Regions from separate parts of the Mus musculus genome. Here region 1 is linked to region 2. A link is a contact called in ENCODE Hi-C or POLR2A ChIA-PET data. All regions are on one chromosome and are shown on one strand. Each heading gives the region's core, a stretch centred on a gene start or an enhancer-like site at or near the end of the contact. The rest is flanking DNA. Distances are from core to core; before and after follow the strand shown.

Region 1 (4,801 bases), core at 583-3,082, 180 kb before region 2:
ACAAGCAGCTGATAAAGTATTTTGGGGTTTTGTTTTGTTTTGTTGTTACTTGTTTTAAAACTTACATTCATTCATTCATTCATTCATTGTGTATCTGTGTGTGTGTGTGATATGTGTGTTCAAGTGGCATATGGTACACATGTAGAAGCCAGAGATAAACTTTTTAGCAAATGGGCTCTCTCTCTCTCTTCCTTGTACGTCCTGAGGATCAAACTCAGGCCACCAGACTTGGCTGCAAGCCCCTCCTCCGGCTGAGCAGCTAACTGTGTCACCAACTGTTCAAATGTCTCCCCTCTCTGAGCGTCTGTTAACTGAGGTTCTCAGGAAGAAGTGGGGCCTCCTTTATTAGCGCAATTGTTTGAGGAGCTGCAGATTGAACTAGGGCCTCTTGTACGCTGTGCCCACACTTTGTTAGGTTTGGCATTCAGTGAGTGCTATTTGCAGTAATAACTTCCCTTACTGGGCACCTGCCCCTATGGGTTCTCTTGGGGAGGGGAGCAGGCTGGAGCTCTGAGAGGCAGAGGAACCTGCCCGAGTTACAAAACAAGCAAATGGCCGTGAGGGGTTGGGCGCTAGAGTTGTGGGATGAGGAGGACTCACTCTAATTCTTGGGATTCTAAGGAACAAAACATCCCATGCGCTTCAACAATCTCTCTTGCTGGGGCTGACTTACTCTGAGGTCAACAGTTGCCCAATTAGTGGTTTGGAGCCCAGCTTGGCTGGAAAAATGTCCAAACCTGGGCTGGGGGAAGCCGGAGGCTTGGCAAGCACAAGAGAGATCTCTGACTTCAATCATAGGGTCGTGTGAAGCCTGTGACCCCCTGGCCTGGCATGCCTCAAGTGCCAGAGTCTTCTTTCTCTGCATGCCACCTTCTGCTCAAGAGCCCAGGCTCAGGCCCTAGAAGGAAGGATCCGGGTCTTTGAATGGGTTTGGCCGGGTAGATTTCCCAGAAGAGGTCAGAACCAGCTGTGTTTTTGTGGTCACACATTGATCTTCCTGAGTCAGCACGGCTGCTTGGAGGGACAGGATGTCCTGTCTGTTCCCAGGGGCTTTGGATCCTAGCCAGACTGAATATTTTCCAAAACATGTCCTGAAACGGAGATGCGGCAGGGATAGGAGATATCCCACCCCTTCTCCATCAATGCCAGCCCAGACACTCACCTCTCCTTCTAGTACAGCGCCTGGACCTAGTTCTGACCACACACCTGGCACTGTGCTATTCTCTCTGTACTCTACTAACTCAACAGAGCACAGTGGAACAGCCTCAGATCCGAATTCCATATGGCAGCTGGGCAAACAGACTCAGAGACAAGTGTCCATCATCTTGGCATTCAGAAGGCTGAGGCAGGAAGACCTCAAATTTGAAGCCAGCCTGAGCTATATAGGGAGTTACAAGGCCAGCTTGGGGTTACACTGTGACAGTGAAATCCTGTTGAAATGAGGGAAGAGAAAGGAAAAGGGGAAGGGAAAAATCAGAGAGATCAGGCGGCTTATAAATGGTCTCACAGAGAAGGAATTGCAGGGCTGTGCTGAGAGGTCTCTCGTGTCAGATCTGAGGATGCTCTGTAAATTCACCAGGTCGAACACACCATCACAACCAGCCCAATGAATACAGATGACTAGTTCCTGAAGAAACGTGAAAAGTGAGGTTCCGGAAGATGGAAGTGACTTGTACAAAGTTGGAGAAAGCTCCCCTGGGGTAGCCAGCAGGTTTTTTTTCAAGGGTACAGGGCCAAACTCTCCACTGCTGAGATCTGGTTATGAGCAACAGAAGCCCCTCCCCTTCCTACGATTCCTGTGTTTACCCAAGGGCTTCCTGGGGTGAGAGGAGGGAAGGGAGGGGAGAGCAGCCATCTCCTGGGGAGGACAGAAGCAGAGAGGAGCTGTTTGGAAAGCTTAAGTATGGGAGTTCAATGCTGGGACAGCTAGGGCTGAGAGGAATGGGCTGCTGCCTGACATTGGAAAGTGCCTGCATCTGTCAAGGTCAGCCCACCCTCAGGGACAGTGTACTTGCAGTTTCCCACATGCCAGCGTGGGCAGTGACTGCCTACAAGAAGGACACTGCTTGGCTCTGATAACTAAAAGATTCCTGGAGGGAGGGAGAAGGTAGACAGCAAGACACAGGATGGGACTAGACCAGACTGGCCTAGAACTCACTCACAGAAATCCTTGGTCTCCTGAGTGCTGAGACCAAAGGCATGTGCCACCACTGCCCAGCTTCAGAATACATTTTTTAAAAAAGGGATTTTAGGTGTGGGCTGGGAAGATGCCGCCATTGGCTAAGTGCTCACTATGCCAACATGAAGACCTGAGTTTGCATTTCCAGCACCTACATAGTACAATACAATACAAAATGAAACGAAACAAAACAAAAATCGAGGGTTGGAGAGAGAGTTCTACAATTAAGAGCACGTGTTGCTCATACAGAAGATACAGGTTCCCTTCCCACCACCTATGTGGAGCTCACAACTGTCTGTAACTCCAGTTTTAGCGGCTCTGATGTCCTCTCTGGGCCTCCATGGGCACAGTGCACAGACACTCATGCAAGCAAAACACCGATACAACAAACATAACAAACAAAAGCCAGGCGAGGTAGTGTGCAGCTGTAACCCTGTGCAGTGGAGGCAGAGACAGGGGGTTCCAAGGGCTTGGTGACTTTGAATTAAGCACTTTCTGACCCACTATGTTAACTACATAGGAGGTCCCCAAAGTTCATCATAGTAGGGAAAAGGAGAAGATAATGAAATAACATGCATTCTGCATGTCGCCTGAAACACTGAGGAAAAGCAGATACACACATCTCTGTGTGGTTGCCAAGAACTAACTGTAGTTATTACCATATGATTTGGTTTGGTTTTGGTTTTGAGACATGGTCTCATTACGGAACCCAGGCTGATCTTGGACTGTTAAGCCTCCTGCCTCCACTCCCCAAATGCTGGACTAGCAGATGTAAGCTACTGTGCTGATTGTTAAGGTGAAAGTATTTTGAAGGCCAGGTAATATCACCTTGACACTGTTGTGGCAGTGCCTAAAAAGCCAGATCACATTTGCCTTGGCACCTGAATCCAGAGCGGGTAGAATGGTTCCCGGCTGAGTTTTCTCTGACACCTTCTCGGAGAGTACCGTGGCAAGGCTGGGGTTGGACTTAGGACCCATCGGGTTAGTGTAGGTTTGATTTTTTTTTTTTTTTTAATGTAACCTTGCGACAAAAGAAAAGCAAAGAATTGCCCTTTGGAATCAAGATCTCAAGCTTGTAAATTGTTGTAGTCATTATGAAAATCAGTATGCAGGTTCCTCAAAATACTAAAAATAGATCTCCCACATCATCCAGCTACAGTGCTCCTGGATATCTATCCTGAGGAAGCTATGTCAGCATTCCAGAAAGCTATACAAGTTTATTGATGCCGGTGCACTATAGCCAAGATATGGAACTAGCCTGGGCACGCAGCAACAGATGAAGGGATAAAGGAAAGGTCGCATAAATATACCATGGAATTGTATTCCAATGTAAAGAATAATGAAAAGATAACCTTGACTTTCTGATCGCCTCTTGATTGCTGGAATCACAGGCATGTGCCACTGTGTCCCATTTTATGGGATACTGGAGATCAAAACCTGTGCTCCCTGCAGGCTAGGTGAGGACTGTACTAACTGAGCTACATCCTCAGCCCTGAGTTCCTCCAGGCAGCCCATGCTGTGATCCCTGCTCCAGGGAAGTTGGAGATAGGATCAGAGGGCCAAGGCCATCCTTAGCTACATGTCCAGTACAAGGACAGCCTGGGCTACAGGAAACTTTGTTTCAAAGAAATAAAAAACCCAAATGACAAAAAAGAGCTCCTTCCCCCAAAAGAATAAAATTAGGTCATTTGTAGAAAAATGGATGGAATTCGAGACCCTCACAGTAAGTGAAAAGACTGGGAAAGACAAAGAGCATACGCTTTTTTAAAATGTGGGATACACATTTAAATATAATTAGCATACTATATAGTGTGTATGGGACATGAAAGAAGAGAGAGGAAGGAGGAATGGGAGGGGCTAAAGAGATGGCTCAGTGGCTAAGAGCACCAGCTCCCAGCACCTACATGGCAATGCACTACCATCTGTAAGCCCAATTCTAGGGGATCTTTTGAACTCTGGGCACCAGGCACACATGTGGTACACAGACATATATGCAGGCAAAACACCCATAAACATAAATAGGAAAGAGAAAAGAAAACATCACTTTTTCTCTTCTTTTATCATTTAGATTTATTTATTTTATATGAGTGCTCTATCTGCATGTACATCTGCAGGCTAGAAGAGGGCATTGGATCCCATTACAGATGGTTGTGAGCCACCATGTGGTTGCTGGGAATTGAACTCAGGACCTCTGGAAGAGCAGTCAGTGCTCTTAACCACTGAGCCATCTCTCTGGCCCCAAAATATTGTTTTTTGTTTTTTGTTAAATATAGAGTCTAGACTTAACTACATATATGCAAGCAATAAGACATGAAAGTAGGAGAATTATCCAGGTGGGGTGAAAAGAGATGGGGGAGTGAGAAGGAGGGAGAAGAGGAGCGGTGGCCCAGTCAAAGCACAATGATATATAATATATAACATATAATATATAATAATATACAGTGATATAATATATCACATATGATATATACTATATAACAGGTATATGACATATATATAATATGATACAATATATATGATAATATAATACATGATAATATAATACATATGTATATATATGATAATATAATACAATATATATATGAAAAATCACAATGAAATTCACCAAATTGTGCATACTAC
Region 2 (4,653 bases), core at 196-2,695:
AACAAACAAAAAAAAAAACAAAAAAACCGGGGCTGGCAACATGGCTCAGCGGTTAAGAGCACTGACTGCTCTTCCAAAGGTCCTGAGTTCAAATCCCAGCAACCACATGGTGGCTCACACCATGTGAGAGGGTGAGATCTGACACCCTCTTCTGGTGCATCTGAAGACAGCTACAGTGTACTAATGAATAATAATAAATAAATCTTAAAAAAAATTCAAAATCTGATGAAGTTCCCATCGAATGCAAAAGGCTTTCCCATGATTGCATTATAGAGCAGGATCAGGAAAAACAAAAAACAAACAAACAAACAAAAATAAGCAAGCAAGCCAAAGCCAAGCCAGCTGTCTGGAGACGGGGCTGTCTGTCCAGTGAAGTGTAGATTCCATTCTCTGTGGGTTGACTCTAGTTAAGCTGGACATGGCTATCCTCTCTAGCATCCACTTCTAGAAGAGGCCAGCTTGGGTTCAGGGGAAAACCCACTCTAAGGTTTAGGTGCCAGAACCAACTCTATTGAGGAAAATCGTCTTTCCACACAAGGGTCTGAAGTGGAACTCCAGAGTGGCAGGCGATGGGGAAACGTTTAAAATAGAACAGGCCCTGACAATGGCGGTAGGGGGAGGTCTTTCATAGCTCACCCTTGCCATATGGGTAACTTGTCAGATCACTAAAAACCAGAGACTAGCCGGGCAGTGGTGGTGCACGCCTTTAATCCCAGCACTTGGGAGGCAGAGGCAGGCGGTTCGAGGCCAGCCTGGTCTACAGAGTGAGTTCAAGGACAGCCAGGGCTACACAGAGAAACCTTGTCTCGAAAAAACCAAACAACAAAAAACAAAAAAAGCCAGAGACTGGTAAATTGCTTAATACCTTCTTGCAGAATTTAATATGTACGTGCATTACCCTGTATTTCCCACTTGATGCTCCCAAACCATCCTTGGAAAAACAAAAGCAAAATGCCTTCGCTGAAACCGTTTAATTTCCAGACGTTCAATTATCAAGAGATACTTCAAAATGAAGGCACGGGAGCCCGAGGCAGGGGAATCAACGCGATTTTCAGGCTGGTCTAACAAATGAGATCCTGCTTTTTTTTTTTTTTTTAAAGCAAAAACCACAAAACCTAAATAATTTCCATTCCAATTCCGGGCAGCATCCACCGCCTGGGCCTCGTCCAATTAATACCTTCTTGGCTTCTCTGCGGACCCAAAGAGACGACCCACGGCGAGGGTTGTGGACCGAGTGCAAGCGCCCTTGGTTGCATGTAAGAAACTCCGCCAAGCATTCCCGGAGGCATCAGCTGGCGCAAATACTCCCGCAGCCCACCGAATCCCGTTGGCTTGGGGACTTCAAGAGGACAAGAAGGAAGCAGGCTATGCCAGGGGAGCGGCAGCGGCTCGATAGCTGCAAGGCAAGCCGCCGCCTCACGTGACAGCGAAGAGGAAGTAGGCACGCCCAAAAGCCTGCCGGGAGCGAACCCAAGCCAGGGGGCGGAGGGAGCGAAAAGAATAACAGGAAATGACTTAAGACGCACGTGCTTCGGAGAGGGGTTGGAGCTGGGGCTTCGAGAGGCCGGGCTACCGCCGTACGCCTGCGTAGTTGCGGCGGGCCGAGCTGCCGAGTCACCGAGGTGGGAGGAGCGTGAACGGTGGGCAGGGCGCGAGCCGAGGTTGCGCAGGCGCAGTACAACTCTAGAGGCGCGGGCCACCCTATCGGTGGGGTTTGGATCCGGGTCAGACAGACGCGGCGGACGCGGAGAGACGCTCGGAGCCGACGGGGCCGGATTCCCGGGAGCGCCCCAGCTGCGAGGAGGTGAGTGGCCGGACGGGACGAGGAGGGCCGGGGACGTCGTGTCCGCCAGGCCTCCCACCCGCGGGAGGCGGAGTCCGGCCCTCCCGTCTGGTCGCGGCGTTTCCCTGCGCCGACTGCCCGGCCCGGCCCTCGGCTGCCGCGGCCTGGAGTGCCAAGTTGCGCGGCCTTCGCTTCCCGCCTTCCTGCGTTCCCGCGGTGTCCGGGCCGCGCCGGCCACAGCTTCCCCTTTCGCTCTCCTTGCCGCCCTTTGCCCCTTCCCGCCTTTTCCCGCCCTGCGAGTCGCACTCCTCTCCGCTTGCGTCCTGCGGCTTCTGCGCCGCAGCTTCACTCCTGCCTCCTCTCGGAGTCCGTGGTTGGCCGGGGCGGACAGGGTAAAAGCCGAGACAGCTCCCCGCTTGGGTGTCCCCGGGTTCTGACCTTTTCCCAGCCGACTCCGCTTAACCGTGATAGGCAGAAAGGAACGAACGTGTCGCTTTGCCTGTAGTCCTGTGATTTTGAGGGGTTGAGTGGGTGTGCCCAGAGAGGTGTGGATGTGTTCTCGTCCTAGGGACAGATTGATTCTATCCGGGCCGTTCTGGATAGGGTTGGTTAGTTTGTTGTTGTTGTTTTTCCTTTTCGGGACTCTGTAACTTTGAGAGGTTTGGGGAGATTTCTCCGCTTTAACTTTGTGAGGACGCGTGCAGATCTCATTTTCGTGCTGCTGAAAATGAGAAGTTCGACCGGAAACTTAAGGAGAGCTTAGTTTAAAGCTTCAGAGGTGTAAGCAAGACACTGCACACGGTATTGGTGGAAAGAAACTGGGATGTGATTTGACTTAAAACCACGAAAAGTAACTTCTTATGGGCCTTTTGCAAGTCTGAGGTCTTTGGGCATTCTTTGGAAGTAAGAGCAGTGAAGGGGTAATAGGAGAATTTCCCACAATGTAATGTAAATGAAGATAGGCAATCCACTCACCTGTTGTATAAAGCTGTTGGGTTGATGCTTCCATAATGGAAAGCTAGGAACTGGGAGGAGCATAACAACCCATTTGTAATTGCAAGCATGCTCTGATCTAGCCCCCTAGGTTAAGCCTAGGATACTCTTGCTCTGGCTTAAAGTAATTGAAGAAAAACATGAGCAGTCACAGTGGTGGACGTTTGAAAACAAGTTAGGCGATACTTTATTCTCAGAGTTTTTGGTTTGCAGCCAGATTTTTATTTTGGGCTGTTGGGGTTTTTAATGATATATCTGGGAGTGTCTCAACAAGAATGCTAAGTTTGTATTAACATCTAGGGTGGTCACCTGCCATACTATTAAGTCAGCACTGTGTAATTAGAAGTTGTGAGGCTTAGCTGGGAGGCTTCCTAGCCAAGTGTGAGTCCTGGAGGGTAGGAGTGAGATGCCCTCCCTACTGAAATGGGGTTCCTGGGACCCCTGTATTCAGTTCAGCCTCTGTTGTGGCATCCAAGGTAGAACTAGGAATCCTAGAAGTACTTGTGAAAGGAGTGGATCTCTGCCTGTGATGTTTACCAGTGTCCATGTGGCTTGGAGTGTACTTAAATGTTGACTGATTGCCACACAAGTCAGATTGAGAGAACTACTATAAACCTCACTATTAATTTTTTTTACTTGTATTATGTGTATGAGAGTGTTTTATATGAAGGGCAGAGTGCAACTTGGGAAGTTGTTTCCTCCTGTTACTCAAGTTCTAGGAAACAAGCTCAGGTGCTCAGGCTTAGTAGCCATTCACCCTTACTCTTTGAGCCATCTTTTCAGTCCTTACAAATTCAGCTTTCATGGAGTTGTGGTAGCAAAAAGAAATTGTTTACAGCCTGTGATAGATCTTTGGAGATGTGGGAGCTCCAGACACACCAGAACTTAACCTCTGCTTAGTATATAGAATATTGTGTGTTTGGAGGACTCCTACTCCTGTGAAGAATTAGATGAGTGAAACTTAGTCATGTGGATGAGGTTTCCTTGTGTTTGACCTGGTTAAATAAACCACGTGGGCTTGTTGTCTTCTGATATTGAAGTGAAACCTAGCTAAATTCTTTTTTTTTTTTTTTTTTTCTCTTCAAGACAGGGTTTCTCTGTGTAGCCCTGGCTGTCCTGGAACTCACTCTGTAGACCAGGTTGGCCTGAACTCAGAAATCCGCCTGCCTCTGCCTCCCAAGTGCTGCGATTATAGCCGTGCGCCACCACGCCTTGCTGGCTAAGTTCTTTTGCCGGTGAACATACACACAAATGTCAAACATTGTGACATCTTGACCTTTGGAATATTAGAGGTCTCATAATAACACAGAAAACTCTTCTGAGAAATAAGCTGATCTAGAATCAGTACCCAAAGATCCATAGAGAGGCACTGATCTCTTTGAGAGTGCCTGGGGGTGGGGGGTGGGGTGGGGTGGCTAGGGGGTACCAGGTTAAGTTTAAAGGTAAAATATATCTTTGGCTTAAAAAGTATATATTGTTTTCTAGGTTTTTTTTTCCTTCTCTCACTTTTTGGATATTGGCGTGTTTATTCAAGATTTAGTATTTTGGTAATTTTAAGATTGGATTTGAGAATTTGTGTTGTCTGAGTTAATGATCCCTTATCTCCTTCCTTTGTGTTAAAAGGAGAGTACATGGAGTCATATTTGCAGAGCAGTATTCTATGAGTTTCTTTTCTACTTCTAACTAAAGAGACGTTCTGCTTTGTTCTTTACCTGTGTTTGAGTATAGGCATCGTCATTTCTGTGTAATAACTACAGTACCCAAAGCTTACAAACACCTAATAAAAGTTTTTGGTCAGAGGAGTAGAGTATAAATGACTGCAGTCTTTATTCCTGTTCTAACAACAGCAGCATAAAGTTCTTCATGCATGCTGATAC

Evidence for each region. A loop is a pair of places that touch in the nucleus more often than their neighbours do. ChIA-PET counts read pairs that join two places held with the same protein, here RNA polymerase II (POLR2A).
Region 1: a map of regulatory T cell shows a loop between it and region 2 (2.1-fold over the local background). The contact joins the enhancer-like site here to the promoter of 2900093K20Rik in region 2. A Hi-C loop is called at or near these places in 1 of 37 maps with a recorded cell type or tissue (regulatory T cell). POLR2A ChIA-PET finds 5 or more read pairs at or near these places in 1 of 5 experiments (embryonic stem cell).

The regions. Positions count from the first base shown.
Region 1 is chr2:163,592,407-163,597,207 of GRCm38, reverse strand. No RefSeq gene overlaps it. Among named protein-coding and RNA genes, the nearest start is that of Ttpal, 7.5 kb to the left of the region's middle. Within about 2 kb of position 1,832, at least 1 of the 3 ENCODE cell types and tissues checked has a DNase peak (open chromatin) inside an H3K27ac peak, as active enhancers do.
Region 2 is chr2:163,416,563-163,421,215 of GRCm38, reverse strand. 2900093K20Rik (RIKEN cDNA 2900093K20 gene) reads right to left here and starts at 1,445. Exons shown (of 1, transcript NR_151490.1): 1 at 855-1,445. It overlaps Oser1 (oxidative stress responsive serine rich 1), which reads left to right and starts at 1,746. Exons shown (of 4, transcript NM_025699.2): 1 at 1,746-1,804.